Regions from separate parts of the Homo sapiens genome. Here region 2 is linked to region 1. Evidence: read pairs that join two places in POLR2A ChIA-PET (ENCODE). Cell type or tissue: B cell. All regions are shown on one strand. Links, peaks and the distances in the headings refer to the core of each region. The heading gives the core; the rest is flanking DNA.

What was found. Peaks named below come from ENCODE experiments on the same cell type or tissue, not always from the same donor. Only the 100,000 strongest peaks of a DNase experiment are listed, where the experiment ranks them.
Region 2: POLR2A ChIA-PET joins it to region 1 with 6 read pairs; 4 of 35 experiments call an interaction of 5 or more read pairs at or near these places.

The regions. Positions count from the first base shown.
Region 1 is chr10:43,147,025-43,151,413 of GRCh38, forward strand. The region is part of intron 1 of CSGALNACT2 (chondroitin sulfate N-acetylgalactosaminyltransferase 2); the gene reads left to right. Among named protein-coding and RNA genes, the nearest start is that of CSGALNACT2, 11 kb to the left of the region's middle. In B cell, for the core only: no CTCF peak of the experiment used is centred there; no DNase peak of the experiment used is centred there.
Region 2 is chr10:43,229,561-43,233,949 of GRCh38, forward strand. The region is part of intron 1 of RASGEF1A (RasGEF domain family member 1A); the gene reads right to left. It overlaps LOC107984225 (a long non-coding RNA gene), which reads left to right and starts at 530. Exons shown (of 3, transcript XR_007062127.1): 1 at 530-990; 2 at 1,614-1,733; 3 at 2,130-2,912. RefSeq lists an enhancer at 1,122-1,676. In B cell, for the core only: no CTCF peak of the experiment used is centred there; a DNase peak (open chromatin) is centred at 2,131; H3K4me3 peaks cover 326 bases; H3K27ac peaks cover 351 bases; H3K27me3 peaks cover 740 bases.

The DNA of each region.
Region 1 (4,389 bases), core at 277-4,276:
GAGTGCAGTGGCGGGATCTCGGCTCACTGCAAGCTCCGCCTCCCGGGTTCACGCCATTCTCCTGCCTCAGCCTCCCAAGTAGCTGGGACTACAGGCGCCCGCCACTACGCCCGGCTAATTTTTTGTATTTTTAGTAGAGACGGGGTTTCACCGTTTTAGCCGGGATGGTCTCGATCTCCTGACCTCGTGATCCGCCCGCCTCGGCCTCCCAAAGTGCTGGGATTACAGGCGTGAGCCACCGCGCCCGGCCGAGCATCTTTTTCAAGTGTTTATTTGAAGGGTTCAGGCCTTTTCCCACATTTTAATTGAGTTGTGTTTGTTATTATTTCATTTTGATCATTTTAAAATATATTCTTGGTACAAGTCCTTTATAAGACGCATGCTTTGCCCATATTTTCTCCAGGTCCATCACTTGTCTTCTCATTCTCTTAACAATGTCTTTGAAAGAGCACAGATTGCTAATTTTGATGAAATTCAATTTATCATTTATGCTATTGAATATCATATCTAAGAAATCTTTGCCTAACTCAGAGTGACAAAGATTTTATCCTATGCTTGCTTTTGGTTTTTTTCCATTTAGGTCTATGATTCACCTTGAATTACATGCTAGTGGATGTGGAGTGGTATCTAATTGTGCTTTTGATTTGCATTTCCTTTTTGGCTAATGGTGTTGAGCATCTTTTCATGTATTTATATAGGCCATTTATATATCTTCTTTAGAGAAATGTCTGTTCAGATCTTTTGCTTGTCGAGTTATCTTTTTTTTTTTTTTTTTTTGCTTTTTAAAGTAAGACAGACAAATGATTTACAAATGTTCTCTAATTGTATGGGTTATTTCTTCACTTTCTTGTTGATGTCCTTTGCAACACAAGTTTTTTTATTTTGATGAGGTCCAGTTAATATTTGTTTTGTCTTTGGTGTCATATCTAAGAAGCTGTTGCCTGATCCAAGGTCACAAATATTTACACATAGGTTTTGTTCTAAGAGTTTTCTAGTTTTGACTCTTATATTCAGATATTTGACCCATTTTGAGATAATTTTTGAATGTGGTGTGAAGTAGGAGTCTAGTTTCATTCTTTTGCCTGTAAATATCCAGTTGTCCCAGTACTATTTATTGAAAAAACTATTCTTTCTCCCATTGAACTGCCTTGCTATTCTTGTTGAAAATCAACTAACCATAAATGTGATGATTTATTTTTGGGCTTTAAGTTCCATTCCATTGACTATATGTCTATTTCTATGCCATACCACATTGTCTTAATTACCTGGGGCTCTGTAGTAATTTTTGGAATTGGGAAGTGTTTTCCTTCAATTTCATTTTTCTTGTTCAATATTATTTGGGTTATTCTGGGTTTCTTGAATTTGTATAAATTTTAAGATCAGCTTGCCAATTTCTGCAAGAAGTCCACTGGGATTCTTGAAGAGGATTGTGTTTAATCTGTACATTAATTGGGGAATATTACCATTTTAGCAATATTAAGCCTTCCAATCATGAGTGTGGTGTCTTTCTGTTTATTTAAATCTTAACTTTCTTCCAACAATGTTTTGTAGTTTCTATGAATACAAGTCTTGCAGTTCTTTTGTTAACATTATTCCTATTTTATTCTTTTTGATGCCATATTGTATACAGGATTGTTTTTTTAATTTCATTTTCAGATTGCTTGTTGCTAATGTAGAGAAATACAATTGATTTTTGTATATCGATATTGTATCCTACAACTGGCTGAACTCATTTATTAGTTATAATAGATTTTTAGTGAATTCCTTAGGATTTTCTGCATACAGATCATATCATCTGCAAATAAGGATAGTTTTACTTCTTCCTTTTCAATCTGGATGCCTTTTATTTCATTTTCTTGCCTAATTGCCTTGGCTACAACCTCCTCTAGTACAATATAAATAGAAGTGACAAGAACAGACATCCTTGTCTTATTCCTGATCTTGGGGGAAGGCATACAGTCTTTCATCATTAAATACAATGTTAGCTATGGGTTTTTTGTAGGTCCCTTTTCTTAGATTAGGAAGGTGTCTTCTAGTTTATTGAATGGTGTTTGGTTTGGTTTGGTTTGGTTTTTTGAGATGGAGTCTCGCTTTGTCGCCCAGGCTGCAGTGCAGTGGCGTGATCTCGGCTCACTGCAACCTCCGCCTCCCAGGTCCATGTGATTCTCCTAACTCAGCCTCCTGAGTAGCTGGGACTGCAGGTGCATGCCACCACCACACCCGGCTAATTTTTTGTATTTTTAGTAGAGGCGGGGTTTCATTGTGCTAGCCAGGATGGTCTCTATCTCCTGACCTCGTGGGATCTGCCCACCTCGGCCTTCCAAAGTGCTGGAATTACAGGTGTGAGCCACCGCACCCAGCCCCTATTGAATGGTTTTTATTAGGAAATGGTGTTGGATTTTGTCAAATGCTTTTTCCATGTCTGTTGAGATGATCAAGTGAATTTTGTCTTCTATTGATATGGTATATTGCATTAATTGATTTTCAGATGTTAAACCAACCTTGCAGTCCTGGGATAAATCTTATTTGGCCATGATGTATGATTCCTCTTATATATTGCTGGGTTCGTTTTGCTAGTATTTTGTTGAGGATTTTTGTATTTATATTCATATAGGATATTGGCCTATGGTTTTCTTTTAATGTCTGGATTTGGTAGCAGGATGATACTGACCTTATAGAATGCTTCCTCTTCTATTTTTTGGAAGAGTCTGTGAAGATAATTCTTATTTAATAATAATAATTCTTATTTAAATGTTTGCTAGGCTGGGTGTGGTGGCTCACGCCTGTGATCCCAGCACTTTTCGAGGCTGAGGCGGGTGGATCACCTGAGGTCGAGAGTTCAAGACCAGCCTGACCAACATGGAGAAACCCCATCTCTACTAAAAATACAGAATTAGCCAGGCGTGGTGGTGCATGCCTGTAATCCTAGCTACTCGGCAGGCTGAGGCAGGAGAATCCCTTGAACGTGGGAGGCGGAGGTTGCGGTGAGCTGAGATCGCGCCATTGCACTCCAGCCTGGGCAACAAGAGCGAAACTCTGTCTCAAAAAAAATAATAGTAATAATAAATAAATGTTTGGTACATTCCACCAGTGAAGCCTCTTGGCCTGGACTTTTCATTGTGAGTAGTTTTTTTATTATTATTAATTCAATCTTTTGTCATATAAGTCTATTCATATCTGGTATTTCTTCTTAAATCAGTTTTGTTAGTTTCTATCTTTCTAGGATTTTGTCCATTTTATTCAGTTATCTTTTGAAGAGATTTAGATAATAATGAGCAAAAATCTTAGTTACCAATGTCGTTAACATTAATGATGTTTTTCATTGCTTTGTATAAATCCATATTCCTTTCTGGTATTATGTTCCTCTGCCTAAAAGACTTACAGTACAGGTATGATGGTGATGAATTCCTTTAGCTTTTTATGTAGAGAAAGTATTTTGCCTTTTTCAAAGATAATTTCTCTGGGTATAGAATTGTAGGCTGGCATATTTTTCTTTTTAGTTCTTTAAAGATCATTGTTCCACTGTCTAATTACTTTCAGTTTTCAAAGAGTAATCTGTCATTATTATCTTTTGTTCCTTGTATGTGATGTGCATTTTTCATGTGGCCAGTTTAAAGATTTTCTCTTTACATTGGATTTGAGCAATTTGATTATCATGTACCTTGCTATAATTTTCTTTATGGCTATTTGGGATTGGTTGAGCTTCTTATGTGTGTTTATAGTTTCCATCAAATTTGGGAAATTTTCAGCCTTATTTGTTTAAGTATTTCTCCTGACTCCTTCCCCCTTCTTTGGGGACTCCAGTTACATGTATATTAGGCTGTTTGAAGTTGTCACAGAGCTTATCAATGCTTTGTTTATATTTTTGATTCTTTTTTCTTTCTGTATGTTGCATAGTTTCTTTTGCTACATCTCTAGTTTACTAATATTTTCTTCTAAAATATCTAATCTGCCATTAATCCCATTCAGTGTATTTTTCATCTCAGACACTGAAATTTTCATCTCCTGAAGTTTAACTTGGATCTCTTTTATGTCATTCATACCTCTACTTAAATTTTTGAACATAAACATCATTTTAAAAATACAGTTATGATAGCTGTTTTGGTGTCCTTTTTCTGCAGATTCCCACATCTGTCAGTTCTAATCATTGGTCAGTTTTAATTGTTGATTTTTTTCATTATGGATCATATTTTTTTATACCTGGTAATTTTTGTTGAGATGCCAGATATTGTGAATTTTATTTTGTTGAGTACTGGATATTTCTGTATTCTTATAAATATTCTTAAGGCTTGTTGTGCTATTACTTGGAAATAATGTGATCCTTTCAAGTCTTGCTTTTAAGATGTATTGGCAGGATTAGTGCCATGTTTAGTCTAGAGCTAATTATTT
Region 2 (4,389 bases), core at 163-4,162, 82 kb after region 1:
CGTCGCACCCCTCCCGAGCCCGACAGCGCAAGAACCCTGCCCCGCGGCCTTGCGCCTGGGCCCGCCGCAGCCCTACCTGGGGCTCCAGGAACATTCTGGCCGCCGGCTCCCCGCGCCGTCCTGCCCGGTCCGGCGTCCAGCGAGCGGCGGCTCCTCTGCCCGCGAGCCAAGCAAGCACCCACTCCTGCGCCGGCCCCTGCCGCTGGACGCCTCCGCTGGAGGGGTGGGACCCCGGAAGCAGGGAACCGAGGGGCTGGGCTGGGGACCGCGGGGTCCGGGCGGGGCAGAGGGGCCGCGAGGCCGGCCAGGAACGCGGGGCGGGGCCGAGGCTAGGAGCATGGCGCGGAGGTGGGGCAGGGACCCGGGGCGGCCTGGAGCGCTGTCAGGAGGAGCTGCCTGGGCCGGGCGCGCGCCTGGCGCTAGGTGTGGGGGCGCCGTAGGTGCCGGGGTGTGAGGCTGGACGGGGCGTCCGGGATCGGCCGTGCCGGGGGTCGGTGCTGGCGCGCGGGGCCGGCGAGGGGGCGCAGCGTGGGTCGGGGCTCGGCGCGGGAAGGGGATGCCTCTTACCCGGCCCCGGCCTCACCTGATCGTAGACGTCCACTACGGAACTACAGCAGGTGTTCTGCCAGCATTCGACTTGAATGCCTTCCCTGACAGGGCGCTCACTCCACACAGCTCTGGCCTGAGACAGGCGTCGCACAGAACTCCCTGTCCTTCCATTTCATTGGAACTCGGGGGACACGGCAGCTGCTTTTGTGGGAGGGCTGATCCGAGCCGCAGCGAGGGGTGGGCTGGGCACATGGCACAGTGAGGCTCCTCCCGCCCCCAGAGCCCCAGCCTCAGAAGGAATCTGCCAGGTGATGGGGCTACCCCTCTGCGCATTCCTGTGGTGGACCCCACTCCCTCAGATGATGCGGACGGGAAAGATGCGCGGAGCCGAAGAGCGCCCTCTCTGGGGGTCTGGATTGGAGCACCCAGCACCTGAGCTGGGTGAGAGACCCCTTGGGCTCTGGGGGAGTCCGAGTTGGCCGGCGGGGCGGCCGCTAGGGAGGAGCAGGGTATGCTCAGCTTGAACCTCACAGAGAGGCTCTGACAACTCTGGAGAGCTCTCAAGCCACGGGCTGATGGACAATCGTGACCCTGACAACATCTGGCCGCCCCAGGATGCCCATACCCTCACCCCACCTCCACCCCCACGGCTCTTGCCCAGGCCTTGCCAGAGGCCCTCTGCCTCCCAGCTTGTTTGCCTGCTCACTTACTAGCAGCAAGAGTACCTACTAGGCTGGCTCGATGGGCAGTTGTCTCTGTCTTGGGAAAGTAGGGGCTGTGCTGGGTTCATTCACTGGCCTCCCTCAAGCCAGCTCAAGGGCCTGGAGACAGGAGTCCTTCTCCTGGAGTGCTGCCCTCTCACCAGCTCTTCTCTACCAGTGAGTGTTGGCCTGGCCTGGAACCGCTTCCCACTGCTCAGAGCATGCACTATACATTACTGCGTGGTATGCAGCGCCTGTGGGTGGGCAGTGCGGGGAGTACGAGGCAACCAGGCAGAAATGGCACAGTGGCCCTCCAGCTTTCACAATGTCCTCCCCCACTTTTGCTTCTGCATCTTGTTTCAGGCCAGCCAGAAGATGCGAAGCTCATGGTGACCTTGGCAGGCAGACAGGTGGCATCAGGATGGTCTGGGCCTGCAGGGCCACCCTGTCCCTTCAGGTGGCTTCATGGAGAGCACCAAGAAGGTGAAACCTGGTGTCTTGCCCCTGGGGAAGCCTTCGAGGCACCTGCCCCTGCCTTCCTCAGCCCTGTACCGTAGCCCTGCAGAACATCTGGGCCCTGGGGTGGCCCCAGTGTTGTCTCAGGAAGTCCATGTGAGCAGTTGGCCCTGCTGCCTCCTGACCCCAGAGCAAGCATCCCCTCTGCCTCCCTGAATGTGACACTCTAGAGGAGGTGGTGGATGGGTGGGCAGCCCCACAAGCCTTCTTATGCAGTCACAGGGTCACTTCCTATCACGCTCATCCCAGATTGCACCAGTGTCACCCAAGGACCTTGATAAGGCAGACGCTTCCCCGGGAGGAATGGGGCCCTTGCCCCCATCTCTGGCTGACACAGATGGTGCTGTCTCCTTTACCCACCAGTGTGATCTCAGCATTCATGTGTGACCTGACCCACATCCTTCCTGGTGCCTGAGGATGCGAGGAGGCTGCTATGCTGGGGCTGAGCCCTGCCAGGCGTCCTGCTTGCATCCCTGCAGCTGGGGCTGAGGCTGTCCTGCAGGGAGGGCTGGTGGGCCCTGAGGCAGAATCCCACTGCCACTTCAGAAAGTAGAGAAGAAGCCAGGTGTGGTGGGGCCAGTGGCCATCTGCCGGGACTTCAGGGAGACCAGACACACAGGAAGAGGCACTTTCTCCAGACACCTCCTTTAGGGGCAGGGCACAAGGCCTGGAACAAGGCTGCCTCTGACCAGAGCAACAGAGCCTGCTCTGAGGATGGCAGAGCCTAGAGCAGGCAAGCTGTCAAGATTCTGGGTTGAGGGTCACAGGACAGGAGGCTGGACTCCCGCTGATATGATTTGGGTTTGTGTCCCCACCCAAATCTCATGTTCAATTGTAATCCCCAGTGTTGGAGGTTGGAGGCGATTGGATCATGGGGGCGGAGTTCTCATGAATGGGTTAGCACCATCCCCTCGGTGCTATTCTCCTGTTAGTGAGTGAGTGAGTTCTGGAGGGATCTGACTGTTTGAAAGTGTGGGGCACCTCCCCCTTCTCTCTCTTGCTCCTGCCATGTGAGACACCTGCTCCAACTCTGCCTTCCACTATGAGTGAAAGCTCCCTGAGGCCTTCCCAGAAGCAAATGCTGCCATGATTCCTGTAAAGTTTGCAGAGCCATGATCTAATTAAACCTCTTTTCTTTATAAATTACCCAGTCTCCGGCTTTTTTTTTTTTTTTTTTGGAGATGGAGTCTCCCTCTATCACCCAGGCTGGAGTGCAGTGACATGATCTCAGCTCACTGCAACCTCCACCTTCTGGGTTTAAGCGATTCTCTTGCCTCAGCCTCTCAAGTAGCTGGGATTACAGGTGCACGCCACCATGCCCAGCTAATTTTTGTATTTTTAGTAGAGACAGGGTTTCACCGTGTTGGCCAGGCTGATCTCAAACTTCCTGACCCAAGTGATCTGCCCACTTCAGCTTCCCAAAGTGCTGGGATTACAGGCATGAGCCACCGTGCCCGGCCAAGGCCCTTCTTTATAGCAGTGTGAGAACAGACTACTACACTCGCAAAGGCTCCCTCTCAGAGTCCACCCTTGCTGTCTCCACACAGCAGCCGGGGGGGATCTCTTAGAACCTGAGTCAGAAGCTCCGTGACTCCCACCTCAATCTCGATGAAGGCAGAGTCCTAACGAATAGCCCCATCAGGGACCTCAATGCTCCCTGCTCAGCCTCGACAGGCCCTGCCCACCCTCCCCCTGCGTGCAATGTGCTCTGCAGTGTCTGTGGCCCCCCACCCCGACAGGCCACCTTCTCACTAACACAGCTGCAATGCCATCCTCTGCCCCAGCATTGTCCTGCCATGGAATGGTTTTCCTTAAGGTTACTGGGTCCAGCAGAGCCTTTCCACCTTCTGGTTCATTCGTCTGCTCTCCTGAGAATGTGAGCTCCATGAGGGCAGGATCTTTGTTTTGTTGACTGCTACATCCCAATGACTGTAACATGTCTATGCACAGAGGCACTCAGAACCTATGTGTGTGCACGTGTGTGTGTGCGTGTGTGTGTGTGTGTAGACAGATACAGAGACACAAGTGTGAATAAGGATATGGTTGTATATATCCAGCACAGGACTCATATCCAAAATATATAAAGAACTCATGTAAATAAAAAAGTCAGAAGACTCAATTTTTTACAAATGGGCAAAAGACTTGAAGACATATTTCACTGAAAGAAGGCTATCCAAGGGGTGATAGGCCTAAGAGAGCACCCAGCTCCATGACTCATCTGGGAAAGGCACTAAACTGCGGTGTGGCACCCTGCACACCCAGCAGCAAGGCTACCATCAAAAGGCAGAAAATGCCACGTGCTGACGAGATAGCACAACCCAAATTCTCAGCTGCTGGCGGCGCGGCAGGGTCAGCTGGTGCAGCCAGGCGGGAAAACAGCCCGATCATGCCTATGAACACCGACCACACCAGGCCCAGAAATTCCATCCTGGATGGAGGCTGTGCAGAAACACTAGAGACTCACACCAAAGGACACACGCAGGAGTGTCTGCAGCAGCCCTACTCACAAGGGCTTCGAACTGAAAATGAACCAAGCATCCCCCACAGGGGACTGGGTTTCCACCGAGCTGTGGCATGTGTCACTCAATGGAACGCTCCAGGCCGAGGATAACCCACCCAGACA